Linked DNA regions of Homo sapiens: region 1 is linked to region 2. Evidence: chromatin loops called from intact Hi-C (ENCODE). Cell type or tissue: prostate gland. All regions are shown on one strand. Each heading gives the region's core, and the rest is flanking DNA. Links, peaks and the distances in the headings are about the cores only.

The links. Hi-C counts contacts between places; a loop is a spot of excess contacts. Peaks named below come from ENCODE experiments on the same cell type or tissue, not always from the same donor. Only the 100,000 strongest peaks of a DNase experiment are listed, where the experiment ranks them.
Region 1: it touches region 2 in a loop (2.4-fold over the local background); 2 of 110 quality-filtered maps call a loop at or near these places.

Annotation. Positions count from the first base shown.
Region 1 is chr12:114,809,215-114,825,249 of GRCh38, reverse strand. No RefSeq gene overlaps it. Among named protein-coding and RNA genes, the nearest start is that of TBX3, 130 kb to the right of the region's middle. RefSeq lists enhancers at 7,245-7,767, 9,280-9,780. In prostate gland, for the core only: no CTCF peak of the experiment used is centred there; DNase peaks (open chromatin) are centred at 11,689 and 12,156; H3K4me3 peaks cover 613 bases; H3K27ac peaks cover 878 bases.
Region 2 is chr12:114,905,516-114,921,550 of GRCh38, reverse strand. No RefSeq gene overlaps it. Among named protein-coding and RNA genes, the nearest start is that of TBX3, 230 kb to the right of the region's middle. In prostate gland, for the core only: no CTCF peak of the experiment used is centred there; DNase peaks (open chromatin) are centred at 7,010 and 7,100; H3K27ac peaks cover 1,567 bases.

The sequences.
Region 1 (16,035 bases), core at 4,245-12,244, 97 kb after region 2:
GGTATGAGCCACCACACCCGGCCCCAGGGAAGGTTCTAGGGCAGCAGCTAAGGTATAGAAAGAAAAAAAAAAACCGCCACTGAGAAATCTTGGCTTCAGATTTTCATTTCTTCCCTCCTGCTTTCTCTAATAAATTTGTCTTCATTGCTCCAAGGACCTTCCAGATTCTTCCAGATTCTATAGAAACACTGTGGATCTTTCTCAAGAACACAGCATGCTAGGATTCCATCAGTCTTCAGAGGGACAGCATTTTAGAATGTTCAAAGGCTGAGAAGAAGGTGAGTCTTGGCAGAAATTGAGGAAACATTGGGAATTTTCTTCAAGCTGTGATTGTCCTCAACTACAAACCTGTTCATCATGTGTCCCAAGGCTTCCAAATCCATTAGGAGCATTCTACAATAAGAGTCATGCTACTTGGGATTTTATGTAGGATTTCCCAGATGTTGAGAACCCTACTTCAGTTTTCCCATTTGCAGAATGGAACAATTAACTTCCGTAAGATTAAGAATATGAGAAAATGCTTTTTGTTCTCTCTTTTAACCTCCCCTTTTTAATTGCATCAGGCTAGAAGTACTTAGCCAGGGCTTTCATGAATCGTTCATTCATTCATTCATTCATTCAGTCAGTCAGTCAACAAATATTTATTGAGCACCTATATGATGCCTAGTGCTGCTTTTGACCCTGAAGAGAAAGTCAACAGTAAGACATATACATAAACATATATCTATGTGCAGAGAATCCCTAGCTTCCTTTGGATTCTCCAAGAGTTCTGTGAACCAAAGTTAAAAAGCCACAGGGCTATGATATTACGAGGTGGAAAAAAATACTTCTGTTTCTTGGGGTATGTTTTCAGAGTAGCATTTTCAATTGATTTAATCCAGCTAATACATCCTGTGCTCCCATCCACTCACCTGTGTGTTAAGACATGGCCACATAAATTCCTTCTGACCCACAGGCATTATGGGTCCCTGTCCCAGCTTCCCCCTACCGCCACTTCTCCATCTATAAAACGGGATTAATGATAACCCCCAAGGATAGCATCACATTAATGAGCTGAAGAGAAAAAAGTGCTTTGAGCTCACTGAAAAAGGGTGGAGCCAAGAGCGGTGGAGGCTGAAATGTAGCTGCTGCCTGTGAGAATGTAAGTTTCTTTCCTGCTCATGGGAGCCCAAGAAGTATAAAAGGACAGTCTAGCCCCCTGTAGTGAAGCCCGAACAGGCGTTGGAAAGGGGCGAGTTTCCAGACTTATGGACCAAAGGGGGAGAGGAGGTCATGCACATGTGTTTACCTCCGGGTCACTGGTTCCAAGGCAGCCTGGCAGATCTCAACTGAAAGTTACTGCCATCTGCTCCGTGACCTCAATCCATTTGCTACCGTGCACACTGTAACTGGCAGCCCGAGTAGGCAGGCTGGCACCAACCGAGACTGAAAATGGGTCACTCCCTAGAGCCCTAAGGCCTGGCCTGGGCCCTGGAGTAGGGCAGGGGGTGAGCAGGGAGGGACCTAGAAACTCCATCTACAGTAATAGCTGTAAGAGTAACATGGGTGAAGTTCTCATCCTCTTGGAAGTTTCTGGACACTCCACCGTTCCTCAGCTAGGGATCCCAGCAAGCCACGCTACGTGCATTCCATGTAACACCCCCATTCACAGGAACCAGGTGTCAGACAAATCAGAAAACAGAGCATCATGGGGCATATGGTCAATTTCGCATGATAATGACAACTTTTTATTAAGAACCTACAGTGTGCCAAGCAAGAAGTTCAGCTCACGCCCAGTGTTACTTCATGCCATTATCAGCCCATACCCAGGAGGTATGCACTCTTCCCTTCAATTTACAGATGAGGAAACTGTTCAAGGTCACACAGCATGAGGTGGGGGGCCAGATTTGAACCCAAGACTGTGAGGAGTTACTGTTTAAGGAATATGGAGTTTCAGTTTAGAATGATTAAAAAAAATCCTAGAGATGGATGGTGGTGATGGTCAATGTGGATCTACTTAATGCCACTGAACAGTGGAGTCAAAAACGGTTAAAATGGGGCCAGGCTCATGCCTGTAATCCCAGCACTTTGGGAGGCGAGGCGGGCAGATCACCGAGGCGGGCTGAGCTCAGGAGTTCGAGACCAGCCTGGCCAACATGCTGAAACCCCATATCTACTAAGAATACAAAAAGTAGCCAGACATGGTGGTGGGTGCCTGTAGTCCCAGCTACCTGCGAAGCTGAGGCAGGAGAATCACTCGAACCTGGGAGGCAGAGGTTGCAGAAAGCCAAGATTGTGCCATTGCATTCCAGCCTGGGTAACAGAGCGAGACTCAGTCTCAAAAAAAGTGATATAAAATAAAATTAAAATAAAGGTTAAAATGAGCTTTGCTCTGAATCTAAAACTGCTCTAAAAAATAAAGTCAAGGCCAGATGCCATGGTTCACACCTGTAATCCCAGCACTTTGGGAGGCTGAGGCAGGAGGATAGCTTTAGGTGAGGAGTTCAAGACCAGCCTGGGCAAAGTAACGAGACCCTGTCACTACAAAAAATAAAAATAACAAAACTAGCCAGGCATGGTGGTGCACACCTGTAGTCCCACCTCCTGGGGAGACTAAGGCAGGAAGATCTCTTGAGTCCAGGAGTTTAAGGCTGCAGTGAGCTATGATTGTACCACTGCACTCCAGGCTCAACAGCAGAGCAAGACCTTGTCTCTAAAAATATATATGTTAAAAAAAAAAGTCAAATAAATGTTTTAATGGCATTAAAATGGTAGCTTTTGTTATGTATATTTTGCCACAATATAATTAATGAATTAAGATATCATTCTCTATCAAGAGGTCCCCGGTTCATATCCAAGTGCCCTCTCCTGACTCCAAAAAAAGATATCATTCTCAAACTCCTGACCGCAAGTGATCTTTCTGCCTCAACCCTACAAAGTGCTGGGATTACGGGCATGAGCCACATGATTCCTGGCCTAGGCAAGATATCATTCTTAAAGGAAAAACAAAGTATACATTACCTTGTGACCCAGTGAATCGGTCTAGCCAGAGACAATTCTACAGGTGTACACAGGGAGACATGACCCGGTGCGGTGGCTCACGTCTGTAATCCCAGCATTTTGGGAGGCACAGGCGGGTGGATCACGAGGTCAGGAGATCGAGACCATCCTGGCTAACACGGTGAAACCCCGTCTCTACTAAAAGTGCAAAAAATTAGCTGGGCTTGGTGGCACTTGCCTGTAGTCCCAGCTACTCGGGAGGCTGAGGTAGGAGAATCACTTGAACCTGGGAGGCGGAGGTTGCAGTGAGCCAAGATCACACCACTGCACTCCAGCCTGGGTGACAGAGCAAGACTTCGTCTCAAAAAAAAGAAAAAAAAAAGAAAGAAAGAAGCTTAAATGCAGGATTGTTTGTGATAATGAACCACTGAAAATAACATATATGCCTGCATGCCATGCATACGGCAATAGCTAGTAAATGCAGTGCATTCATTCAATAGAATTCATTCCACTCAATGGAATGCTATACAGCAGAGGAAACATGATGAATTTATTATTACTAACATGGAAAGGTCTCTTAGGAATGTTGTTAAGCAAATAATAAGAGTAACAATAGGTTACAGAAGTATGTACACGGTATGAATTTTTACAATTTATGTAAAAATACTAATACACCAAAAAAGTACCATTTATTTTCTCTGTGTGTGTGTGTGTGTAGTCAGTTCTGCTACAATGCTTGTTTTGAAAACATAAATTTTGGCTGGGCACGGTGGCTCATGCCTGTAATCTCAGCACTTTGGGAAGCCAAGGTAGGCAGATCACGTGAGGTTGGGAGTTTGAGACCAGCCTGGCTAACATGGTGAAATGCTGTCTCCACTAAAAATACAAAATTAGCTGGGTATGGTAGCGGGTACCTGTAATCCCAGCTACTTGAGAGGCTTAGGCAGGAGAATCACTTGAACCTGGGAGGCAGAGGTTGCAGTGAGCCGAGATCACACCATTGCACTCCAGCCTGGGTGACAGAGAGAGACTCCATCTCAAAAAAAAAAAAAAAAAAAAAAAGAGAAAGAAAAGAAAATATAAATTTCCTCCAATGTGATTGATATATTCAGGAACAATTTGAGCATAACCAAATTTTGTGTTTGCTATGCATGATTTTATTCAAAAGAAACACTGGATGAATGCAGAAAACTACACCCAGCTGAACCAAGCCACATAGGAATACACAAAATAAACACACTGCAAACACCCACCAGCTGCCTCAGCAATCTCTGCGTGCTACGAGCCACACCCATCCACACCTGGTGTCACAACTTTAAGATTTCAGACAACTTCCCTCCACCGCTTTCCAGGAACTCACAAGCTGAAACCCTTCTGACGCCTACTTGCACAAACAAACTTTAGGACTTTTCCAATGTACCATTTTTATTGCAGCATTTACGTATATTTTTAACCATTTAACATGTGTAAAATTGTGCTATTATTTTTATTAGGTTCCTATTTTTTTACGTGTCACTGACAAAGTTTTTGAGTGCTGTTCCCTTCCCTATAACTTTTTTTTTGAGACGGAGTCTCGCTCTGTTGCCCAGGCTGCAGTGCAGTGGCACGATCTCAGCTCACTGCAACCTCCACCTCCCAGGTTCAAGCAATTCTCCTGCCTCAGCCTCACAAGTAGCTGGGATTACAGGCATGCGCCACCATGCTTGGCTAATTTTTTTGTATTTTTAGTAGAGACAGGGTTTCACCATGTTGGCCAGGCTGGTCTTGAATTCCTGTGATCCAATCACGCCTCTGCCTCCCAAAGTGCTGAGATTACAGGCGTGAGCCACCTGGCCCGGCCACCCTATGACTTTTAATGTGTGATTTTGCATAGTGCTTTGATTTTAATTATTGTAGCAGAACTGACTGCATACTTGTTTTTTTCCTAAAAAGATACTAGATATATTCTTATACACACACAAATATGTTCATGGATGTGTGTGTATGGATGGATAGAGTCCACTTTAATAAGCTGATAGCAGTCAATCAATTTATCATTAGGGATGGAGAGACTGAAGGAGGTGGCTACAGAGATTTTAGTCTTCTTTACGTAGGTTTAATATTTTTTAAGGAGAGTTTTTAAGTCAGGTCTTAATTGTATAGCTAAATTTTTAATTGTTTTAGAAAAAAGAATGCACTATTTGTACACCCACCTTCTTAGCAACATCATTCCCAACAGCCAAGCAGTGGAAGCAACCCACGTGTCCATTGATGGATAATGGATAAAGAGATTATGATAGATCCATGTAATGGAATATTACTTGGCGTTAAAGAATAAGAAAATCCTGTCACATGCCACAACAAGGATGGACCTTGAGGACATTATGTTAAGAGAAAGAAGCCAGTTACAAAAAAACAAACACTTTTTCTTTCTTTTTTTTTTTTTTTTTGAGACAGAGTCTCACTCTGTCACCCAGGTGAAAGTGCAGTGGTGCCATCTCAGCTCACTGCAACCTCCACTTACTGGGTTCAAGGGATACTCGTGCCTCAGCCTCCCGAGTAGCTGGGATTACAAGTATGCACCACCAAGCCTGGCTAATTTTCGTATTTTTAGTAGAGACAAGGTTTCACCATGTTGGCCAGACTGGACTCAAACTCCTGGCTTCAAGTGATCTGACCGCCTCGGCCTCCGAAAGTGCTGGGATTACAGACGTGAGCCACTGCACCCGGCCTCATTTACTTTTTTAACAGCAGCTCTCCTAATGGGTGGGAAGTGGTATCTCCTGTTGCTTTCTTTCTTTCTTTTTTTTTTTTTTTTTGAGACTGAGTCTCACTCTGTCTCCCAGGCTGGAGTGCAGTGCCACGATCTCAACTGACTGCAACCTCTGCCTCCTGGGTTCAAGGGATTCTCGTGACTCAGCTTCTTGAGTAGCTGGGGTTACAGACGTGCGCCACCACACCCAGCTAATTTTTGTATTTTTAGTAGAGACGAGTTTTCACCATGTTGGCCAGGCTGGTCTCAAACTCCCGACCTCAGGTGATCTGCCTGCCTCAGCCTCCCAAAGTGCTGGGATTACAGGCGTGAGCCACCACACCTGGCCAACAAATACTTTTTCTGCAGGGTTGTTAAACTAAGGTAACAAAATAAAAAACAAACAAAACAAACCAAAAACCAAACACTGTGTGATTCTACTCTACATGGCAGCTAAAGTAGGTAAATTCATAGAAACAGAGACTAGAACAGTGGTTACCAGGAGTTTGGGGGAGGAAAGACCAGGGAGTTGGTATCTAATGCGTACAGAGTTCCTGAGTGCAGTGGCTCACTCCCGCAATCCCAGCACTTTGGGAGGCCAAAGCAGGAGGATCGATTTAAGACCAGTCTGGGCAACATGGCAAGAACTCATCTCTAAAAAAAAAAAAAAAAAAAAAAAAAAAAAATAGCCAGGTGTGGTGGTGTGCACCTCTAGTCCCAGCTATTGGGGAGGCTGAGGTGGGAGGATCTCCTGGGCCCCCAGGAGGCGAATGCTGTAGTGAACAGTGATCATGCCACTGCACTCTAGCCTGGGCGACATAGTGAGACTCTGTCTCTAAAATTAAAAAAAAAGAAAATAGTAATAATAATTGGCACAGAGTTTCCGTCTTGAAAGATTAAAAAATTCTAGAGATTTGTTGCAAAAAAAAAATGTGAATAAACAACGCTACTGAATTGTACATTTAGAAATGGTTAAGATGAAAAATTTTATGTCATGTGTTTTTTTAATCACAATTTTTTTTAAAGAGAGGATCCACAGTAACAAACCAATATACCACATTAATTGCACAAATAAAGCAACATACATGCAGGTTATGCAAAAAGATATGGAAGAACCCATTCTTTGCAGCTTCTAAAACAATAATTGGCGGCATATAAGTGAACAAATGCTAGCTGGTTAACGCTGGTTAGTGGGCCTATTGGGTTGGTTGGCTGATTGATTGGCGAGGGCACAATGCCCCACCCAGAGGCCTAACATGACAGCAGAGTCAGGAGGGTGCCATAAATAACACGTTAACGACATGACGTTCGCAGGGCCAGGAATTCAGGAGGCGCCGCGTTGCTTTGCCCCTTTTGAATTCGCCGTGAAACCAGATCCCGCCTGCCTTCTACCAAGAAGGTGCCCGGAAAATCTGCAACCCAGGCACACAAGCGGGAGAAGTTCCAGGCCCAAGGGCTACAGGTCAGCCAGGGTCTCCGGCCCCCCGTCCTGTTCACCACCCACAGATGCCCCTGCCAGCTGCTCCAGGAGAGAGGCCCAGAGCTGAAATGGCACGCCTGCGTGCGTGCCGCATAGCAGGAGGACAATCTTGGCAGGCCTCTATGGGAAGCTTGCAGAACACCTGCCTCTGGGGTGTGTGGGGGCTGACCCTCTGTAGGGCCCCCACTTTCCCAGGGCCCTCAGTGATCCTCAGACGTGCCCTGGGCCCCAGCCACCGCTTTCAGCAGCAATCAGAGTAATGGCCCGCATCTGCTCCACTGATGAGTGGGTGGGTCAGGGAGACACAGCATTTCCAAGCACTTGTGCTTCCAGGATCTCAGAGCAGCGTGGGGGAGGAAAGGCAGCTCCAGCCAGCTCTGTCCCTGCCAAGCCAACACGACTGGGAAGCGCCATCTCCTCATTCAGAATCACCTTTCCCACCTCTTGGCCCACTCAGACAACCTTCAAAAGCTAGTTAATGTCGCCTTCTCTAGAGAGCCTCCCATGAGCCCAGGTCTCCCACCTCTGTCCACCGCCACGGAGTTTAGAAGCCCTGATAGTTGGATCCTCCTTGCCCAGTTCACTTCCCGGCTTAGAGGAGGCTGCTTAAAGCAAACTAAACAACAAAGGAAGGAGGACAAGGCCTTCTTAGTGTGGAGCTGCTGAGCTGGAAGTCAAGAATCAAAGAATCTGGCCGGGTGTGGTGGCTCATGCCTGTAATCCCAACGCTTTGGGAGGCCAAGGCGGGCGGATCACTTGAGGTCAGCAGTTCAAGACCAACCTGACCAACATGACAAAACTCCGTCTCTACTAAAAATACAAAAATTAGCCGAGTGTAGTGGTGCACACCTGTAATCCCAGTTACTCTGGAGGCTGACGCAGGAGAATCGCTTGAACCTGGGAAGCGGAGGCTGCAGTCAGCCAAGATCACACCACTACATGCCCACCTGGGCAAAAGAGTGAGAATCTATCTCAAAAAAAAAAAAAAAGGGAAAAGAAAAAGTAAAATGGTTAATTTTATGTTAAGTGAATCTCGACTCAATAAAAGAAAAAAAATTTCCAGGATTTCAAATCCATCTCTAATTCCTCCTAGTTTTAGAGCCCCCATAGTAACATCATTTTCCTGTTTCATAGTTGGGGAAATCAAGACCCAGATAGGAAACAGAAGTGGCTTCTGCTTTTAGATTTGGAGCTATTGTCAGGGTCTCCTGACTCCCCATCCACGGGTCTTTCTGTCTCCATGATGCCTCTTGGGCCTCATCCTGCTCCCAGCCAGCTGTGTCCCCTGCCCAAGTTTTCTCTCTTGAACCTGTTTCCTTCTACATAAAATTGGTGACTTGAGCAAGACATAATACCTTTCATATGATTTATGAGAGCATCTGGATGGCCACTAATTTTTACTCTAATAGTTCATTTTACCATGTACTAGAAAGTAAATACAATTGGCGGGGCACAGTGGCTCACGCCTATAATCCCAGCACTTTGGGAGGCCAAGGCAGGCAGATCACCTGAGGTCAGGAGTTCAAGACCAGACTGGCCAACATGGTGAAATCCCATCTCAACTAAAAATACAAAAAAAATTAGCCGGGCTTGGTGGTGAGCACCTGTAATCCCAGCTACTTGGAAGGCTGAAGCAAGAGAATCACTTGAACCCAGGAGGTGGAGGTTGCAGTGAGCCGAGATCATGCTACTGCACTCCAGCCTGGATGACAAGAGTGAGAGTCTGTCCCAAGAAAAGAAGAAGAAGAAGGAGAAGGAGAAGAAAAATACAATTAGCAAATCAAACTTTCAGCAATAGAGACTGAAGTGTGTGTATCTAAATGTTTTCTTTTTAAAAAAATTTTTCATGGGCTGGGAGTGGTGGCTCACACCTATAATCCCAACACTTTGGGAGGCCAAGGTGGGTGGATCACTTAGGCCAGAAGTTCAAAACCAGCCTGGGCAACATGGGGAAAACCAGTGTCTACTAAAAAAATCCAAAAATTAGCCAGGCATGGTGGTGCACACCTGTAATCCCAGCTACTTGAAAGGCTGAGGCACAAGGATCACTTGAACCCAGGAGGTGGAGGATGCAGTGAGCTGAGATAGCGCCACAGCACTCCAACCTGGGCAACAGAGCAAGACTCTGTCTCAAAAAAATAATAATCATAAAAAATGAAAATGTCGTGAATGCTTGCTTTCCTCTAAAAAATAATTCTTGCATTTGCCACACAAAAGCTAGAGAGCTTGACTATGTCTGTATCCCTTATTGGTGGGAAAGACTCATGTGTGCAGGCCTTAAAATAGATGTTTATTTAATTTTTTAAGTGAGTTGGTTTAGAGGAAAATATGAAGAGAGTAATCCTACAGGTGGTGTAATCATGGAAAAACAGAGCTAAGAAGGAACGTGGCTGACTGAAGTACAGGACTTGCTGGGTGGCAGCTGTGACATTCTACGAGCCCATGACAAGCCTTGGGCTTCCCCTGCCCCCTAGCATGGCTATTTAGGGTTCCAACCTAAAACACACCAGCCGGGATTGGCAAGGAGACAGGTGGGGCCTTGCGGGGACCCTCACTCGGGGAAACATATGAAGCTTTGTCTCCCAGCAGCCCCATGCTCCATACAACTGTTGGTCAGGACCCTTGGGCTCCATCCCTGGTCTGCCCAGCCCCCTTTTTAGCTCCCTTCCCCTGGTTCCCCCCTTACCTCCCCAGATATCTACATGGTGACCTCATCCTCCAAGCCCAAGCCCTGGGCTAGCCGCCCTGCTGAGAAGGGACTTTGAGGGAAAGACGTAGGTATAACCTCTCCAAGGGAAAGTGTCTACACTGAAACCGTGCCCAAAAAAAGTATTTAAATTGAAGCCCAGGGGCATACCTTTCTGAGGGTGGAATTTGAGGCCATGTGACAGGTGGCAGGGGGAGACATTTTTGGACGGTGGGGGACTTGCCAACATCTTTTGAGCGCATCCCCTAGGCAGCTGCTGAGTCCAGCATTTGGACAGGCAGGCAGTTCTTTTTCTGGGCAACTTCATTTCAGGAGTGGACAAGTTTGGCCTAGCTGGGCTGGCTGGAGGCTCTCAAATCCTCCAAAAGTTACCTTGCTACACAGTTTCTCCCCGGCAAGCTCAACCAAGAATTTGGTGGAGCTGGAAGAATGTAGACGTTGGAGCTGGACAGATCTGAGTTTGAGTTCTGGCTCTGTCTCTGGCCAGCTGTATGGCTATGGGTGTGCCCCTGCACCTCTGGGCCTCAGGCTCCTGCCTCCAACAGGAGGTGAATAATTCCAAACTTTGAGAATGATCAAAATGGATGTCCACAGAAGGCGGCACCTTGTAGGTGTGGATAAGCAGTGTATTATTTTAAAGAAAAGGTGAATTTTCTTTTAGACATAGCCCATCAGACTATGGCTTGGGGACTAAAAAGAAATGTCACCCAACAAAATATAATCTGGGTATATGTACGTTTGGGGATGAGGGATGAAAACATGAGTAGATGAAGAAAGAGAAGAAAACATTCCTTTAGACCAGGCTCAGTGGCTCATGCCTATAATCCTAAAGCTTTGGGAGGCCGAGGCAGGAGGATCACTTGAGGCCAGGAGCTCGAGACCAGCCTGTGGGCAACATAGCGAGACCTCATCTCTTCCAAAAATTTTAAAATGAGCTGGGGGTGGTGGTAAGCTACAGTCCCAGCTACTCAGGAGGATGAGGTGGGAGGATGGCTTGAGCCTGGGAGTTCGAGGCTGCAGGGAGCTGTAATTGCATCACTGCACTCCAGCCTGGGGGCAACTGAGCATGACCTGAAAAAAAAAAGAAAGAAAGAAAAAGAAGGAAGGAAGGAAGGAAAGAAAGAAAAAAGAAAGAAGGGAGGGAGGGAGGGAAAGGAAGAAAGAAAGAAAAGGAAGGAAGGAAGGAAGGAAGGAAGGAAGGAAGGAAGGAAGGAAGAAAAAAAGAAAGAAAGAAAGAAAAAGAAAGAAAGAAAGAGAGAAAGAAAGGAAAGAAAAAAAGGAAGGAAGGAAGGAAGACAGACTTTCCTCCAAATACATTTTTATACCTCTGGTTATTGAACCCAAGCAACCTTATTACCTACTCCCAAGATGAAATTTACAAACATACATCATGCAGGAGAGTAGCCTAATGTCCGCATGGTCCCCCCCAGCCCCGACCCCACCCCCCGCCATGCACACCCCCCGTCCCCACCCCTGATCGCAAACAAGGGCATTGCTTTGTGTCTCCCCTTAAGGCAGTTTGTAAAGAGCCCGAGTAAGGAGCGAAAACAAGGGCAACCCTCAAACAAGTTGTTGGACTTCGCCAAGCAACTGGCCTCCCCATCGCTAATTAAGTTAATCCGGGTGGGTTTTTCTTTTCTTTTCTTGCCTGATTCCCTCCTGCAGAATCAGCAGGAACACCAAAGAGAAATGTTCATGGTAACCCGCCAAGCAGGCCTTCTCTTCAGCTGACAAGATGCATTAACGCCACAGAGAAGGGAAACTTCCCCCCTACACCACACGAGTAATAAAAAACCTGTTTTGTTTTCAGCTGACCACACAGCGCATGTGCCAGGGTAAATAGATCTCCTTTCTGCGGCTTTTCACCCCCTTCTCCTCCACCATCCCCACCCTCTTTCCATGTTTGGGGAGTTTTGATATGTCATAACATTGTGTCTGTTTATCTGAAATATTTCCACTCAAAATGCTTGTTTGCTCAACCAGACTGACATGTTGACATAGCTCCCGACAGCTGAGTGACTCCGATTGAAATAAAATGTAAAGTAAACACATTTGCATACAGTTTATATACAGCCTGGGTCTGAGGAAGCAGAGGAAGTAGGGAGATTGAAATCCGAATTTCTTATCTTCCATCACCCCGGCCTTCAGGGACCCTCCCTTCTTTTTTCCAGCTCTCTGTTCCCGAAATGCCTCCTGAGTCATAGGCTCAGCCTGCCTTTGGGGGTCCGAAAAACATCCTTTCTAGTTTCTGCCTGATCTAGTTTCTTCCCTTCCTCGACGGGTGCGTTTGAAGGCCTGAGTAATTTTCTTACGAGCTCTGAGAGCATGAGCCCAGGCGAATCCAAACAAACGAGCTGTGTGTGTTTGAGCAGATTCCATCCTTCTTTGAGCCTCTTTTTGTGAAATGAGGGAGTTGCACTCAAGTTGATCTCTTGGAGATTTCCAATGTTGATCTTCTGTGTAGCCTGTCTCAGATACTCAGGAACACCACACTTTTAATGGTTGAGCTGTCCTGTCCTGGCACACAGAGACTAACTTGCTTTTTTTTTTTTTTTTTCTTCTTTTTTTTTGAGATACGCTTTTACCCTGTCGCCCAGATTGGAGTGCAGTGGTGTGGTCCCAGCTCACTGCAGCCTCCAACTTTTGCCTTCAGGCCATCCTCCCACCTCAGCCTCCCAAGTATCTGAGGTTATAGCCACAAGTCAGCACACGCATTGAAACCAATTTTCTCTTTCTTTTGTTCTCTTCCTTTTTTCTTTCTTTCTTTCTTTCTCTTTCTTTCTCTTTCTTTCCCTCTTTCCCTCCTTCCTTCCCTCCCTTTTCTTTTCTTTTCTTTTTTTTTCTTTTTCTGACACAGAGTCTTGCTCTGTAGCCCAGGCTGGAATGCAGTGGTGTGATCTCAACTCACTTCAACCCCCACCTCCCGAGTTCAAACAATTCTCCTGCCTCAGCCTCCCAAGTAGCTGGGATTACAGGTGCCCACCACTATGCTCAGCTAATTTTTGTATTCTTAGTAGAGACGAGGTTTCACCATGTTGGCCAGGCTGATCTTGAGCCCTTGACCTCGTGATCTTCCCACCTCTGCCTCCCAAAATGTTGGGATTACAGGCGTGAGCCACTGCACCCGGTCCCTTCCTTCCTTTTCTTTTTTGAGACAGGCTCTCACTCTGTTGAGCAGGCTAGAGTGCAGTGACATGATCACAGCTCACTATAACCTCAAACGCCTAGACTCAAGAGATCCTCCCATCTCAGCCTCCCAAGTAGCTGGGACTACAGATGCATACCACCAATCTGGCTAATTTTTTTAAATTTTTTCAGCCTCCTGCTACACCCAGGCAAGACTAATTTCTTTTTTTCTTTCTTTTTTTTGAGACAGAGTCTCGATCTGTCTCCCAGGCTGGAGTGCAGTGGCGTGATCTCAGCTCACTGCAAGCTCCGCCTCCCAGGTTCACGCCATTCCCCTACCTCAGCCTCCTGAGTAGCTGGGACTACAGGTGCCCGCGACCACACCCAGCTAATTTTTTTTTATTTTTAGTAGAGACAGGGTTTCACCATGTTAGCCAGGATGGTCTCAATCTCCTGGCCTCGTGATCTGCCTACCTCGGCCTCTCAAAGTGCTGGGATTACAGGCTTGAGCCACTGCGCCCGACCGACAAGGCTAATTTCTTTTTTTTTATATATATACTTTAAGTTCTAGTGTACTTGTGCACAACATGCAGGTTTGTTACATATGTATACATGTGCCATGTTGGTGTGCTGCACCCATTAACTCGTCATTTACATCAGGTATATCTCCTAATGCTATCCCTCCCCTCTTCCCCCACCCCACAACAGGCCCCGGTGTGTGATGTTTTCCACCCTGTGTCCAAGTGTTTTCATTGTTCAATTCCCACCTATGAGTGAGAACGTGTGGTGTTTGGTTTTCTGTCCTTGTGATAGTTTGCTCAGAATGATGGTTTTCAGCTTCATCCATGTCCCTACAAAGGACATGAACTCATCATTTTTTATGGCTGCATAATATTCCATGGTGTATATGTGCCACATTTTCTTAATCCAGTCTATCATTGATGGACACTTGGGTTGGTTCCAAGTCTTTGCTATTGTGAATAGTGCCGCAATAAACATAGGTGTGCATGTGTCTTTATAGCAGCATGATTCATAATCCTTTGGGTATATACCCAGTAATGGGATGGCTGGGTCAAATGATATTTCTAGTTCTAGATCCTTGAGGAATCGCCATACTGTCTTCCACAATGGTTGAACTAGTTTACAGTCCCACTAACAGTGTAAAAGTGTTCCTATTTCCTCCACATCCTCTCCAGCTCCTGTTGTTTCCTGACTTTTTAATGATCGCCATTCTTTTTTTTTTTTTTTTTTGAGACAGTGTGTCGCTCTGTTGCCCAGGTTGGAGTGCAATGGCGTGATCTCAGCTCACTGCAACCTCAACCTCTGCCTCTGGGGTTCAAGCGATTGTCCTGCCTCAGCCTCCCAAGTAGCTTGGATTACAGGCGCCCACCATTATAACCAGGTAATTTTTTTTTTGTATTTTTAGTGGAGACAGGGTTTCATCATGTTAGTCAGGCTGGTCTCGAACTCCTGACCTCAGGTGATCCGCCCGCCTCTGCCTCCCAAAGTGCTGGGATTACAGGTGTGAGCCACTGCGCCTGGCCTAATGATCGCCATTCTAACTGGTGTGAGATGGTATCTCATTGTGGTTTTGATTTGCATTTCTCTGATGGCCAGTGATGATGAGCATTTTTTCATGTGTCTGTTGGCTGCACAAATATCTTCTTTTGAGAAGTGTCTGTTCATATCCTTCACCCACTTTTTGATGGGGTTGTTTGATTTTTTTTTTTTGTAAATTTGTTTAAGTTCTTTGTAGATTCTGGATATTAGCCCTTTGTCAGATGGGTAGATTGTAAAAATTTTCTCCCATTCTGTAGGTTGCCTGTTCACTCTGATGGTAGTTTCTTTTGCTATGCAGAAGCTCTTTAGTTTAATTAGATCCCATTTGTCAATTTTGGCTTTCGTTACCATTGCTTTTGGTGTTTTAGTCATGAAGTCCTTGGCAAGGCTAATTTCTTAACTCCCCCCCCCCCCCGTCCTTAGGAAATGGAGCTCCACCTAATTCCTCGCTCCTTCTCTCCAGTTTCATAAAGGAATCCTAAGACAGCACTCAGAAAATCCAGGGATAGCAACGCCTTGTCTAAGTCTCCGTCTTATACCAGTGGCACACAAGACTAAAAGAGTGCAGTACTTCTTTTCTCTAAGCATCACACAACCTCAGAACCCTACTTAACACAGCGGTCCCAGTAGCTAACACACTGATTAGAGTTGGCTTTCAAGATGCAACCCATTTCTCACCTCTCGTCCAATCCAGTGGTTCTTAGAGTGGGGTCCCTGGAGCAAGAGCAGTGATATTCAGGAGGTCTTTGGTGGGATCCAAGACTCCACATTTCTAACAAGCTCCTGGGTGGTCAATGCTGCTAAGCTGAGGACCACACTTTGAGTAGCCAGCCTGTGACCCCCTGTAACCTACCCCTCCAAATGCTGCCAGCCTCTCAGATGCCCATTTGCAGATTCACTTTTGTTCCTCATCCTTGTCAGACAGTTCCAAGACTACAGCAAACTGGACCTGACCACCACATGGGTACATTTCAAAACGCTTATTGACACACACCGCAAAGAAAAGGAGTATCAAAGCACAGCATTTGCCTAGAGAAACCCAAACACTGTGAAAGGGCTGAAAGATAAATTCAGGCAAATATGTTTGCATACAGTTGACAGGCTTTTGCCCAGACCCAAACTGCTCTCCAGGTGAATGAAGCCACCGTTACAACTTGCCTGGGGCCTGGCAGAGCTTGGCAGAGCTTGGCAGGAGGCAGGAGGCCACCGTATGATTGCAGAGCCTGTGCAACTGACCCTCCTTCCTGCCTCTGAGACCCTCCCCTCATCAGAGGAGCTGGATCTCAGTAAATCATTCTGACACTCTTGCCCGTTCCCTGAGCAGAATGGGCAGTCAACAGAGGGTTACTCATAGCACCACGGGCTGCAAGCCTCTACCCTAGGGAAGGTGCGTGAAGGCAGCCTCAGACTCTGTAAGCACCACTGGATAAAGAGGCAAGAGAAGGGGTCAGG
Region 2 (16,035 bases), core at 3,570-11,569:
GATGATCTGGCTGAAAGCAAGACAGATGAGGAGGGTGGAGGAGTAGAGGGTGTAGAAGAAAGCCTAACTTCTCTGAGAAGCTATTTATCTCCAGACAGCAATGTCACTCCTGGGGAGCAGCTGAGTGCTTACAATATTTGTAAATATCTATTTGGCCCCAAGAGTTCTCTCCCATGGAAACAGCTAATAAACCGAGCTGCCTGAGTTTACTCCTAATGCCAAGACATGTTCCAGGGGCTGATTACATTGCTGTTTTATTATATGGAAAAGAAGATAGACTGTATGTGCAAGGGGCCAGGGGAGGTGATGGAGAACTCAGAGTTGAAAGCAGGAAAGTTACACTTCCAGGTTGATGAGGTCTTTGTCATAAATATCCAGATCTAGAAATGAAAATTAGAATTGGAACCAGCTCTCTCCTTGAAGCAGGAACCGCCCTCTTGACTCAGAGTTCCAAAATGTTCAGGCACATCTGGCTAAGCAAATGGTCACTTTACCAAGTTGCCAAACAAAACCTGGAAATTGCGAGTACAGGGGAAAGGACCTCTCTCCAAGAAAAATAATAACCCCAGGTGATGTCACTGCTGCCGATCTGTGGACCACACTTTGAGTGGCAAGCTGATGCATTAATCTCCTGTTTATGTTTCATACTTTAAAAGCCCAGTATCCAAAGCAGTGAGGTGGTTTCCATCTGCTCACAGCACATTCACGTCCAGGGTAGGACACTGGTACAACTCAGGGTCTGCTGGAGTATGCCCCTTGTGAAGACAACACATTTCCTACACATGCTGAAATGTGCGTCCTGGGATTTCCTGGGACATTACTTGATTTGCCTCTGAGGATTTCATTGTTTGCTAAGATCTTATGAAAAAACAACCCCCCTCCCCCACAAAGAAAAGACAAATGAAGATCAACTTTGCTATTTGTTAAGAACTACATTTAAATTACTAAAGAAACTATTTTGAGTGCATAATTTCAATTATTTTTTTCCATTTCATCCAAGCCAACAAGCTCAATTACTTTTCTGTGATGACATTATAATGAGAATCATTGATTTTTAGAGTTGGAGGCAACTTTGAAGTTCAACCCCCCTCCACGGTAACAATAATAATGTGTACCATTCCCCAAGCACTTGCTATGGGTGGTGTGTACTGGTCTAAGTACTTTACCTATTTTATTCGCATAGTAGCCTGGACCAAAGTGTGTTCCTAAGAATATTAATCTCACACTATGCTCCACAAATTAAAGATTCTGTGATCCAAAAACTTTTGCAAAACTTGTGCCTTCCTAGGTCCTTCTCAGGGAGACAAAATCAAAACGCACATGGACATACAAGAGACCCTAGGAAATCCTACAGTAGGAAAGCCATTGCATTTTTTTAAAAACTGCTTCCAAAACATCTTTGTCTGTGCACTTCTTGTTTTCTAAAATCCAATTCGCATTTCATTTCAATTAGTTAGATAGCTCAATTTCTTATTAGTATGCATTGCCATATTTAATTAAGATGGAGAAGGCCTCTGGTATCTTAGAGTTTTCAACCATGAAGCTTATTAACAAAAGTGCTGCTGAGCACTTTCTTAACCAGAAAAACGATGGCTGAGATCCACCCATTTTTGTTAAGAGATTTAAGATCCTCTAAATGAAGTCTTCAAGCAAATCTATGGGATATCTTCAAACACATCACTCGCTCCTCACCCTAGCATAAGTCAGTCTCAGATGAGTTATAATCGATATTTAAACAACTACAAAGGTGAAGGCTGACCCTGAGCGTCCTTCCCATCCTTCCCCACAGTCCACTTGAGATGTTATCTGTGAGGAGTAAACAGGCCCGTCCCCAAAGTCTTGGCCACCCTGGTGTGATATCAAACAGCTGCTCAGCGGCCCTGGAAGCCGGCTCCCATATTTCTCCTGCTACACTTACAGCGAGTTGAGCTTCCTGGCGGGGCTTCTCTTTGAAGTTCAAGAGGGCCCTGTGTATGGTATGTGTGGGAAGGAAAACTAAGATTCATCTCTCATGGAGCCATCTTTTCCATGAGAACAGAGTGTCTTTTAGTGTCTTTCAGGAAGAAGGGGTCTAATTCAGCACCTTAAATAATAAAAAAGTGGTAACAATAGTAACCCACATGACATTTATAAAGCACTTACCAGTGTCAAAAATAGCACCACGTACTGTCTTAAGTGCTTGCTAGGAGTTAACAACTTTAATGGTTCCCCTTTTATAAATGGGGAAGCAGATTCAGAGAGGCTAAGTGACTTGCCCAAGGTCACAATAGGAGACGAGTGGTGGAGCTAGGTTTTAGTTCCGCTCAGAACTAATTTATTTGTTCCCAAACTGGGTGAAACAGTGGAAACAAACGTTAACTCTCAAAAGCGTCTGAGAGCTGGAATTGAGGCTCAGGCCAGAGACCTCTGGACCTCTGCCCTCTGTGATTATATGGGCATTTTCCTCCCGTAGCAGAATGGATCATCATTTTGCACATTCCTATGCCCTTCATCACACTAGTGTAAATGTTTGCTTGCTTGTCTCTTTCCCACACTAAGTTGAGAGCTCCTTGCTGCAGGCACTAAGGTTATTAGCCTTTAGCCTGGTGGCAATGATTATGATGACAGCTACCAATTCTGGAGAGTTTATCATGTGCCCCACCCCAGGGCTGATATCAAGCCAGGTGGTGACCATTCTGACTGCTTATGCATGGGTTGTGCTGAGTGTTAAATAATCCAGTATGATCCCTGCCAAGCACTATGCTAAGTGTCTTTGCCTGTCTTTTCTTCCTGAATCTTTACAGCAGCTCTCTGAGGTGGCTACTGCTGTTATCATCCCATTTTACAGATGAAGAAACTGAGACCCAGGGCAGCAAGATTATATTTGCCTGAAGTCACCCACTTAGTCCATGGTGGATGGAGCTAATTTCTAGCTAACTATAATTAGCCTGAAAAACAGTTCTTTTATTCATTCATTGATTTATGCATCAGTTTCCTTATTCATTCAAGAAATTTACACTGAGCATAGTATTCATGATCTGTGGCCCCATGACAAGTTACCTCAAAACTTAGTGGCTTAAAACAAAACCAAGCATTTATAAACTCATTTTTGTGGGTCACCAATTCAGGAGTGGCTTAGCTGGGTGGTTGTGTTTCAGGGCTGCTCATAAGGCTGCAGTTACAAACGTCACCTAGGTCTATGGTCTCATCTGAAAGTTTGACTGGGGCTGGAGGATCTACTGCCAAGACAGCTCACTCCCATGGCTGTTGGCTGGAGACCTCAGTTGTTCACTTCATGGACTTCTCCATGGGGCTGCTAGAGAATCCTCACCACATGGCAGCTGGTTTCCCCTGAGCAAGTGACCCAAGAGAGAGCAAGGTGGGCATTGCAATGTCTTTTGTGATCCAGCCTCAGAAGTTGCACAACATTATTTTTGCAATGTCTTATTGGTTATACAGGCCAGACTTCTTCAGTGGCATTGGGGGTTGGGGGGTAGGATTTATACAAGGGCCTGGACACCAGAAGGCAAGGTCATTGAGAGCCATCTTAGAGGATGCCTACAACAAGCAACTACTCTGAACCACAACCAAATGTAGGCATCTGAACAATACAGAGCTCCTGATCTAATGGGGATGACAGGCATTACTTATGTAATCACATAAAGGAATACATGGGATTGGGGGCTGGGAGACTAATTATATGCTTCTCTTAGAGTGTGGAATAGTGGGACAGTGGTAAGTCTTCTTATGTTTTAACTACCCATAAAGCTGTACCAATGCATCCCAACTTAATGTCAGCCCTGGCTGCAGTTAACATGGTTCTTGCCCTTGTATCCCCAATTTCTCCTCCATTGAGGGGAAGCCATCAATATCTCCTATCTCAAATCGCAAAATAAAACCTCGTAAACCTGGTCACTAGAAAAGCACTCAGTAATGCCTGTTATGGGTTGAATTGTGTCAACTCTAAAAAGGTATGTTGAAGTCTTAAACCCCTAGTACCTGTAAATGTGACCTTATTTGGAAAAAAAAAAAAAAAAAAGGCCATTGCAGATTGAGTAATCAAGTTAAGATGAGCTCGTACTATGGTATGGTAGGCACTCCTGCAATATGACTGGTGTCTTTATCAAAGGAGAGAAATTTAGACCCAGACGCAAATTTAGGCACACATATGAGGACACAGACGCAGGGGAGAGCATCATGTGAGATGGACAAATGCAGCTGCAAGCCAAGGAACTTCAAGGATTGACAGCGCCCACAGAAGCTGAAAAAAGCAAGAAAGGAGCTTATTCAGAGTATTGAAGGAAGCATGGCCCTCCTGACACCTTCATTCCAGACTTCAGCCCCCAGAATTCTGAGATAATAAATTTCGGTTGTTTTAAGCCACCTAGTTTGTGTGGTATTTTGTGTCAGCAGCCCAGGAAACTAATACAATACTCAAATGTTGAAACGAAACTTTAGGTTCATTTCCAGCTCAGCATTTCCATTGTACGGATGAGCAAAGAGATGAGACCCTGTTAGAGGAAAGTAGTTGCCCAAGGTTACCAAGCAAATGTGTGCCCAAACTAGGCCCAATCCCCCAGTCTAGGGCTTAGAAGATACCTTTTTTGTTTGTTTGTTTCTTGTCATCATCAGGCTCCGGTCATCCTCAATGCTGTTATCATTTATTTTTGCTGCAAGAAAGAAGGAGGCTGCGGAGTCTGTGTTTTCCAGCTCCGCCAGGCAGTCTGTTTTTGCTGGCTTTGCATGAAAACAGCCAGGCTGTTGGCTCTGCGGGGTAACAGGCTGACTCGGGGTGTGATGTGAGTTGTAAGTACAATGACAGACGGCTCCGGGAACAGCCCTGGGCACCGTCTAGCAGAGTGAACCAGAAAACCACAGCACGTCAAGAGCATCTAATGGCACCATGTGGTTTCTTAACGCCGCTCTCTGCCCTCCCTGCCAGGGTGCTTGTGAGCCCAGTGGGACTTTCTAAGTCTTTGTATCACTCCTTGAAGAGGAGTACGAGGGGAAGAAGAAGGAGGAAGGGTTTCTGCTTGAAGGCCTCAAAGAATTCATTTTAGTACACATAATTACAGCCTTTTATGCCAACTCTGATTCAAAGGTGCATAATTTTTGGCATGCCCAAATAACATAGAGGATGGGACCCGGTAACAACAAAAGATGGAACAAATAAAGAGCTGAGTCAGGCAGCATCTAGGAACTGGAAACTGTTGGATGGCACTAGAGCCATGAGTCAGCCCCCTTGGAGATAGCCTCACTGCAGGATGGACACACAAGCCAAGCACTTACAGATGACCTTTCCTCGCCTTCAGCCATGATGTTGGCCTTCAGGAAGTGAGACAGCATCAACCTTCTGCCTGTCCTTGTAGCCAGAACATCTGGTTTGAGACACTGGAGAACTTGTCTGATTCAGGAGAAACTAGGGGATTTCTCTGCAGGCAAGCGGATTACAGCGTCCTGAGGCTGTCCCTGACTTTGAAATCCACAGAAGTTTCAGCCCTGGCTCAGTTGTTCATTTGCTACAGGACAAAGTCAATTTGCACCCCTGAACTTCAGATTCTTCATGTGTAAAATAGAATATTAATACCTTCTGTGGAGGGTTATGAAGCATCACCCACAAGCTTCCATTATGGACCCTGAAGTGAGATGACCAGTAGATATGGAACCTGGCCCTCTCCTCCTACTTGCCAGCTGGGAAATTTGAGGGAAGACACTTCAAATCTCCGTGGCTCAGTTTTGTCCCCCTCAGTGTGGATCTGTAGTGGATGTTATGGGGCTAGGCCCATACTCTCCCTACACCATGCCCATGCAGGCCGATTCAATGGCTTCTGACTGTAACCGTGAGTACCTACGATTCTTTGCCTGAGGGATTTATTTGGCCTGCATGTGGGACCTGCTAGAAATTGACTCCTGGAGGAGCCCTGCACTGTGATTGACTGGAGTTGGGGCCTGATCACCCCAACTTCCTTGCCATTTGGTGAGACAGCCCTGGGGTGCATCCTTCCTACAGATTCCCACAGGGACCACATCCGAGTTGCCCACAGTAGGGATGCTGGTGACATGGGGTGAGGGCTGAGACTTGATGAACTTCTTTCCTTTCCCATCTTACCTCTCCACTTCCTTGCACATGCTTCTTGAGATCTCCTCTCAAATTCTCCACTTAGACTCAAATCCTGTCTCAGGGTCGGCTCCTGGAGGACCCTGATCTCAGCACTGCCTCACAGAGTTACCGTTAGGATGAAATAAACAAATAGATAGAAAATTCTTAGAGGAGTGTCTGTTAGATGGCAGGATGGAGATAAATGATTAGTCTGATCATTGTGAGGATTTAAATAATCTGGGAGCCAGGCTCGGTGGCTCATACTTGTAATCCCAACACCTTGGGAGGCCTAGGCAAGAGGATTGTTTGAACACAGGGGTTCGTGACCTGCCTGGGCAACGTAGCAAGACCTCGTCTTATAAATAAATTTTTAAAAATAAAAAATAATAATAATCTGGCATGTGCCACATATAAAGCACCTTAGCCTAGTGCTGGGCACAGAGTAAGGGCTCCAACCATGACTGTGTCATTTTGCAGATGTGGAAACTGAGGTTCAGAGGCCTGAAGCAACTGTCCTGAGGTTGCTTTCCATAGTGGTGGAGTTCCGATGTAAACCTAGATTGATCCTGCTCCTTACAACCTCCTCAGAGGGAGAAAAGGGGAGCAAAATCGTGGCTATTAGGACAAAGTGTTAACATCGACCCCCGAGCCTCCCTTTCCTTGGTTAGCTGAGAATCCGGGAGCTTGAACAAAAGCAGCTTCGGAGCCTCAAGCCCTGCAGATACAAGGCATGTAGAAACAAAGCCGTGTCTCTAAGTCCTGGCTGGTGACCCATCCCCCGAAGCTATCCATCATCTTGAACAGGGATTTTATGCACCCTGTACGCCAATCACCTCTTCAATTACCTCTCAGGAGGAGGGAGAAGCCCAGTGGTATCTGATGTCCCATTTGATTTAGGGTAAGTCACACTTAAGAGGGCATCTGAGGTTAAAGAACACAGAATTCTGGGCCTGTTTATAAATCAACAGGCTTGAGGTTTTCATTATTCACCTTCTAGATCATGGAGCGATATGACTCACTGGATCATAAAAGAGATCAAATAGCTTTGTTGCTAATAATTCTTTCCCTGACCCACTCTCTGGCACATTTGGTTTGTAAACAGAGTTTTAATGGCATCCCTTGGACATAATAACGTAATTTCTTTATAGCACCTTGGCCGCCTTGCCACTCTCGGCTGTAATCAGATTTAGGTTTAAGCCTCCCTCATTTGTGGGAGCTAATGTTGTTTGGTGTTTTAAGAACTACTTAGGGCTGGGGATATTGCCCTTTGAAAGGATTGAACCAGCTCCTTTCAGAACACAGCACTCTGATGAGTCTGGCCTAGAAGCCATGGATAGTGTTCCTGGGACCCAGAACTCTGAGATCCCTGACTCTGGCCCCCATCCAGGTTCCCCAGGGAAAACCCTTCCTATGCAAGTCCTCAGTGACCTCAAAGGTTGTCTCTAAAATTGTCAGGAATGTCGAATCAGCTCTTGAAGTCACCTATCATTGTATGGGTGAGACAGGATTGTTCATTAATTCACCATTACATACAAAGATGCTCCAGGTTTGAAGGTAGTAAGGGGGTGGCTTGGTGATGACAAAATAGTGTGAGAAACAAGAAAAAAAAATGTTGAGGGGTCATTAAAAGGATGGAAAATATCCTTCAGGACAAGCTTTCCCAAACGTCAGTCATTTCTATACCACTCTACAATGTGAGCCAACTCTGAGCACCCTCTTATTATTATATATGTATTTTGGGGGGTTTAAATGGACTTACTCTATATACATTTAAATGTTTGCCATAAATAGGAAGTAACCATAAAAAGAGATGTGGGTCCACATCTCTAATCCAGAACCCCCAGGGCCAGATGGGTTTCAGAATTCAGAACTTCATAGACTTTAGAAAGGCAACATGGTCATATACCCCCAGGACTGCACCCCTTATTAGATACATTCATAGTTTTGCAGCATCACCTATACACATTCACATTAAGATCGTTTTTTTATTCATGATGAAGATCATCTTTATAGGAAAATGAAAGACGTTTTTAAAATTTTTTTACATTGTAATTGTACATATTTATACATTACAATTTGATGTTTTAACATACCTATAGGTTGCATAATTATCAAATCACCTCATGCATTTATCATTCCTTTGTGGCGAGAATACTCAAAAACTTCTCTTCTGGCTAGTTCACAATATACAATGCCTGACTCCTAACCATAGTCACCCCACTGTGCAACAGAGTGACAGGACTTGTTTCTCCTCTCTTATTGCAATTTTGTACCCATTGACCAATATCTCCCATCTTCCCCTATTCCTGCTGCCCCTTCCTAGTCTCTGGTATCCACTGTTCTACTCTCTACTTCTATGACATAAATTTTTTAGATTGCACATATATGTGAGATCATATGGTATTTGTCTTTCTGTGTCTGGCTTATTTCACTTAATAATGTGATGTTCCATGTTGACACAAATGACCAGATTTCATTTTTTATGGCTGAATAATATTCCATTATGTATATATGCCATTTTTAATTTATTCATCCATTGTTGGATGTTTAGATTGATTCCATATCTTGGCTATTGTAAATAATGCTGCATTAAGCATAAGAGTACAGATATCTCTTTGACACGTGAATGCCATTTCCTTTGTATATCCAGTAGTAGGATTGCTAGATCATATGGTAGTTCTATTTTTAGTTTTTTGAGGAACCTCTATGCTGTTTTCCATAACGGCTATACTAATTTACAGTCTCACCAACAGCATGTAAGTGTTCCCTTTTCTCTACATCCTTGCCAACTTTTATTTTGTCTTTTTGATAATAGCCATTCTGACTAGAGTGAGGTGATATCTCACTGTGGTTTTGATTTGCAATTCCCTAATGATTAGAGATGTTGAGCATTTCTTCATATACCTGTTGGTCATTTGCATGTCTTCTTTTGAGAAATGTCTTTAAACTCTTTTGCTCATTTTTTTAAAATTATACTTTAAGTTCTAGGGTACATGTGCACAACGTGCAGGTTTGTTATATATGTATACATGTGCCATGTTGGTGTGCTGCACCAATTAACTCAGCATTTACATTAGGTATATCTCCTAAGGCTATCCCTCCCCTCTACCCCCACCCCACTACAGGCCCCCGTGTGTGATGTTCCCCTTCCTATGTCCAAGTGTTCTCATTTTTTAATTGGGTTACTCGTGAGGACTTCAGGGATTTTTTTTGCTTTTGTTTTGTTGTTGTTGTTGTTTTTGCTGTTGAGTTGTTTAAGTTCCTTAAGTTCCTTATATATTCTGGATGTTAATCCCTTGTCAGATATATAGTTTGCAAATGCTTTCTCCCATTCTGTAAGTTGTCTCTTCACTCTGTTAATTGTTTCCTTTGCTGTGCAAAAGCTTTTTAGTTTGATGTCATCCCATTTAAGACAAATTTTTTAAAAGGCTATATGTAATCTGCTGTCTGTGTTAAGTATAAATATTAAATGGTTTATGAAAAAAATTCCATTTTCAGAGCCTTTAGGACTTTGAAATTTCACAAAAGGGGTTATGAGCCCATACAGTGGGGGTAAAATAAGTGTGATTAAATTCCAGCTGAATATGATAATGTGCCTGAAGAAATGAGCCAGAGAGAATCATGCTTTCACATTCTGGTATCAACTTGAGCCTCTCTCTTAGATAAAATGGGAAGGATTGGATGAGAAATGAAAAAACAATAACTGCTCAGAATGGACTTCAATGCTGCTTGATTTCAGGCAGTGGATCCCCAACATCATGTCCAGGAACCCCAGTGGCATGTGTCCCCTGCATGAGGAGATGCCTATCTATAAGGAATGAGGCGTTCAGTAGAACTAGCTAAACCATGGCATAGATGTTCAGATTAAAGGAGTCTTAAGTTTCCATCTATTTCAGGGGTTGGCAAACCCTTTTTGTAATAGACTAGATAGTAAATGTTTTAGACTTTTTAAACCATATAGTCTCTGTCATAACTACTTTACTGTTGTAGGACAAACACAACTCAAGAGGATATCTAAACAAATGGGCATGACTGTGTTCCCATAAAACTTTATTTACAAAAACAGGCAGTGGGTCATGTTTTGTCCAGCCTTTCACTAACACTTGAGGAAATTGACACCAAGAAGGAAACTGACTCACTCAAGGTGATTAGTAGCAGAGCCAAAATCAGAAGCTGCCAATCTAAAGAAATAAAAAGAAAGAGGAGAGAGGAAATCTCAGCTTCTATCTTCAATCCTGGGAATCATTTTAAGGCAAAGTTTCTTGGGAGTCACTCTTCGCATTCAGATAAGAAATAGTAGGTTCAAAGTGAAGCAAAGGTGGGGAGTCTGCATGGATATTTAAAAGAACATACTTAGGTTCAAGGATAAAATGCTTGAAAAGACAACAGAACATCTGTGAAGAGTCCATCTTTAGACATCCTCAGCAGGAAAATCACCTGCTGAAATGGATCTGGCTGAAATTTTTCTGCCCTGGGCAAAGGAGGTCTCAAGCGTTCTTATTATTATAGAATAATCTGACCTATTTAGAGAGGTGTGGGCACCAAAGGGGATTAAGTCTAAAAGACTCCAATCAAGAGGACATTATTTCTCCACTCCATTCAATTTAACAAATATTGATGGCACTTTGACTTTGTACCAGGCACTGTGCACGTCTTGTTGAAGATGGAAATATGTATGAAATATGGTCTCTGCCCTTAAGAAATTTACAATTAAGAAACAATGTAATTGGCTGGGCACGGTGGCTCATGCCTGTAATACCTGCACTTTGGGAGGCTGAGGCAGGCGGATCACCTGAGGTCAAGAGTTCAAGACGAGCCTGGCCAACATGGCAAAACCCTGTCTCTACTAAAAATACAAAAATTAGCAGGGCATGGTGGCAGGCACCTGTAATCCCAGCTACTTGGGAGGCTGAGGCAGGAGAATAGCTTGAACCTGGGAGGCGGAGGATGTAGTGAGCCGAGATCGCGTCACTGCACTCCAGCCTGACAGAATGAGACTCCGTCTCCAAAAACAAACAAACAAATAAACAAACAAAACAATGTGATTATTTTTCATTCTCAGGGAATAAGGTGCTACAGTGATAGAGGAAAATTAGTTATTAAACTTTCTCAAGGAATAAAACAGCTTTGAGTTGCTACATTCATGGAAAAAAAAAAAAGAATAGCAACGGACAGAGGAAAGTACAGGGAAGGCCCACATCACTCTCCATTCAAAACTACGTGGTCAAACAGACTTCAGTAACCTCACTGGATTCCCCAATGCACAGTCATGTCAACAGGGAAGGGTGTATTATGAAGTTTCTTCTTCCAATGCCCTTTTGCCCCATACAAAGAGGCGGTGGCCACACTATGGGATTCTCTCCCATGTCAATTCAGGGAAGAGGCATCCAAGAGAGAGATAAGCATGGAGTAAAGAGAGAGATAGACCGGCAGAGGAAGAGTTTGAGGAGAAAAAACAGAATGGTCAAAGAGGAAGAGGCAGAGAAAGAAGAAGGAGAAAGAGAAGAAGATGGGAGAGGGAAGGAGAAGGAGAGAGAAGGAAGAGGATAACAAAGAAAGGGAGAAATGAGAGGAGGAGAAGGATAAGAAGAAAAGAGAAGAGAGGAGAAAGGGTATCCTGGCAATTGCATTCAATTCCAACTACAAAGGGCACAGAGGGGATGCCATATGTGGCATCAGAGGCCTCTGCTTCCTTTGGGAAGGCATTGGGAGGCTTCAAGTGGGGGAATAGTTAATCAGATTTATACTGTAAGTCAAACTCTGTGCCTTCCACAGGAGGATAGGCTGACGGAGATAAAATGAGACAAGCAAGGAAGCTGTTGCCATTGTCTGGCGAAAAAGATGGAAGAAGGCACAGAATTGAGCTAGCATGAGAAAAATCTGTCCTTGGACAGTGATGGGCTGTAGGGTCAATAATGAAGTAAGACTTTCATCCATGTCTCTGGATCCAGAAACTTCATGTTTACTGGGATAGGAAGCACAAAAAAACAAGGCAAGATTCATTATGAGTACAAGAAATCCCAAGAACATTCTTAAAAGAGAAAGGGAAGAGGAGAAGAAGAAAGAAGCCTAACTCCTGAGCACGTTAACAAGCACCATCTCATTGAATTCTCCCAATGAGCCCATGTGGTTGGCATTATATCCCTTTTTTTTACAGATGTAAAAAGTAAACTTCAGGAAAGTTAAGTAATTTGTCCAAGGGCACACAGCTGTGGATCCAAACCATCTTTCCAGCTCCAGCGTCTGTTGACCTTTTTATCTCTATCAGAGACACACAAACTGAAAGACATGTGTATTCTATGCCTTCAACCTGTGGTGCCACATGTGGGAAAAGGGAAAGGAAGATGGCTATAATCTGGAGTGGATGTAAATGAATCCCAGGTCTCTTTGGACACCAGATGGTAGGCACCTGGTCTCCAGTTCTAAGCCCAGGTCTTGCCAACAGGTGAGACTCCCAAAATAGAGGACCTAGAGGAATCTCTTATTTTATCATACCAGGAGGGAGGAAAAGGGAGTCTGTTTTCAGGCTGTTATGCAGTGCAGGGCCTGGTTGGCATTTGGGAAAATGAATCCTTCTGGAAGGAAATGAGGCAGGGCAGCCAAGTTCCTAGGATTATATCTCTCTCACCTGGAAGCCTTCTGCCAAATGACCCCAGGGAAGAGTCAGTCCAATGAAAGATAGGTTTCGTCTCTAAGTAAAACTTGCTTCTAGGGCACCATCAAGCCCCAGGAGGCTGAGAAGAGCCACCTTGAGGGAGGCAGAAGCGGTGAGAGGGAAGTAACAAGCATAATAACAGCTCATCTCTGTGGCCCCTTTCATCTAGGGATCTCAGAGTCATTTACCACCACCCAGTTAATTTTCTCAACATCCACTACACCATCAGCTCCCAAAGAAGGTGTCATTATCGTCCTTTTATGAGCAAGAAAACTTAGAGGTTAGTTGGCTGGCTCAATGCCACAAAACAGTTGTAAGGCAGAAACCAAATTTAAGATAACTGCCTTCCTCTGATCACAAGGAACAGGAGAGAAAAGACCCATTTGTAGGAGGGGCCCTGATTACCACTCTTAATCATTCATTTATTAATCATTCATTTATTCATCCACCTATCCATCCATCCTTCCATTTATTCATCCATCTGGCCATCATTACTTCCTTCCATCCATTTATTCATGCATCCAACCATCTCCATTGATGCATTCATTAATTCACTCATATAACAACATTAACTGACATCCTGCTATGTGCCAGGCACTGTGCAAAGTGCTGACGATTACAACCATGACCAAAACAAACCCACGGTATTAGTTCATTTTCACACTGCTATAAAGAACTGCCCAAGACTGGGTAATTTATAAAGGAAAGAGGTTCAATTGACTCACAGTTTAGCATCGCTGGGGAGGCCTCAGGAAACTCACAATCATGGTGGAAGGCAAAGGGGAAACAAGGTGCCTTATTCACAAGATAGCAGGAAGGAGAATGAATGCAGTAGGGACTACCAAGTACTTATGAAACCATCAGATCTCGTGAGAACTCACTCACTATCACAAGAACAGTATAGGGGAAACCACCCCCATGATTTAAATACCTTCACTTGGTCTCTCCCCTGATATGTGGAGATTATGGGAATGACAATTCAAGATGAGATTTTCGGTGGGGAACGCAGCCAAAACACATCACCCACCATCTAGTGATTCTTCAAATAATGTTTTTTTTCCATCACGACAGGACTTTGCAGCTGACAAATGTATTACCTTTTATAGAGTCTGTGAAATGAGGATTTTTATTTCTGTTTCACAGCTGAAGAAACTAAGACTTAAGCAGGCCAAGTAACTTCACAGAGCTAAGATCTGGACCCATTGTGTGTGGAGCCTTTTCACACGTTACAGCTTCTTTATTAAGCTGATCTCCCCAGTTCCTGGGAAAATCCCCCACAAGAACTTGATTCAGTGAAGGGTTTTGCACACCTTTAACCAGCAGACGGTCATGTTACCAATAAAGCTTTGAGTTGACTAATGAAGTAGCTAGACTGATGCCCACACTGAACTGGACTTTCATGAGAGCATGAAAATAAAATAATTTACTTAAACCAGAAAAAATAGCAAGTCTGATTAAAATAATCAGGTCCTTCAGGTGTGTGAGTTAAACCATCAACTAAGGCTGAAGGGCATATGAAGTCAATTGATTTGGTAATTTGCTTTGTTTCTGCTCTGATATGGGTCAACTATGATAGTCTCTTCAACAGGCACCCGCTACCCTTCATAGATGAACCAATTATTCTCTGTTTCTGTTAGAGAGCACCAAGATAGAGAAATGAGACAAGGGTCTGGCTGGTCATTCCAGTACTGTGTGCCTTTTAAAAGCAGCAAGGGTATCCCAGGATGACATTAGCACCATTTAACAAACTGTGCATTCAAAAATGGCCATGTCAAACTTCTCCACTAGACTGTGAGCTTCTTGAGGATAGAGTCATGTCTGTCTGACTTAGCAAAACCCATAGCCCTAGTCTAATCATGAGAAAAACATCAAACAAACCCCAGTTGAGGGACATCCTACAAAATATCTGACCAGTACTCCTCAAAGCTGTCAAGGTCATCAAAAACAAAGAAAGTCTGGGAAATGGCCACAGCCAAGAGGAGCCTAAGGAGATGGGACAACTAAATGTAGTGTGGTATCCTGGATGAGATCCTAGAACAGAAAAAGGACACGAGGACACACTAAGGACGTCTGAATAATAAAGTATGGGTGTTAGTTAATCATAATGCATCAATATTGGTTCATTCACTGTGACAAATATACCATACTCATGTAAGACGTTAATTATAGAGGATACTGCATGTAGGACAGGTGAGAGCTCTATACTATCTTGATGATTTTTCTGTAAATCCAAAACAGTTCCGAAACATTTATTTAAAAAAAAGTATAATTGAACAGTATAATAAAAAGTGAGGCAGAATGAAGAGGAGAAATTTCTTTTTGGCTTTTTTAGTTACAGTCTGATAGAGGTTGTGTCTTTCTGCGACTGTGTGGATATCCTTGTGTAAAATGTATTCATCACCCATTCCTTCCATGCATAGGTAGCTGTTTATTTTTTCTGTTGATTTCCAGGTTCTTTGGCTACCTAAGGCACCTATGGTCATTATCCTGCTTATACAGAGGCAAAAGTTGTATTGGGGTGTATCTATTCAGTGGGCCCTCAGCCCATCTTATTGATCCTGTTGTCCTCTTTCCACTCATATCCTTAAGTCAAAGGCCATACATGAGTGGGACCATAGACTTCAACATGGAAGGACAAACCACCAATGAGGGATGAGGCAATATTCTCATGAAAAGCCACCATAACCTATACCCTCTGCCATCACAAGCCAGGCCTGATGTTGGGATATTGCCTGCCCTCTAACTATTCCCTGAGTAAGTGATCACTATGGAGGCTGCTAACTGGGAAACATGGGGAATCCTAAATTAGTCCTGGCAAATGCCTCTGCACTAATAAGCCTTGGCACTCCCCTCACACCTTTCATCCAGGTAATCTCAAAGAACTTGTCCAAACATTAATTAATCTGGCCCACAACACCCCTGCTATTATTAAGCCCATTTTACAGATGGAAAAACAAACATGAAGCGATACCACTTGGGCAATGAGTTGGTGGCTTCATCCCCAACCCAGTCGCAGGCTCTGTGAGGGAAGGAGTGAAGTGAGTAGGTGCAGCAGCTGGGTACTCAGTGACCCCTGGTCTTGCCTCTAGTTTCTTGGCAATATGGAGAGTCAAATATTGGCCACAGGGGGACAAAGAGGCTTTAAAGTCAGACAATTGGGTTTTGAGTTTGTGAATTGGAAGTTCACAAATGGAAGGGACCATGGGGAAGTTCCATAAACTTTGTGTTCTTCCATTTCCCCCAACTGTTAAATGAAAAGTAAAAATTACCTTACTTCCTCTCACTGGGAGAAGATTTAGAA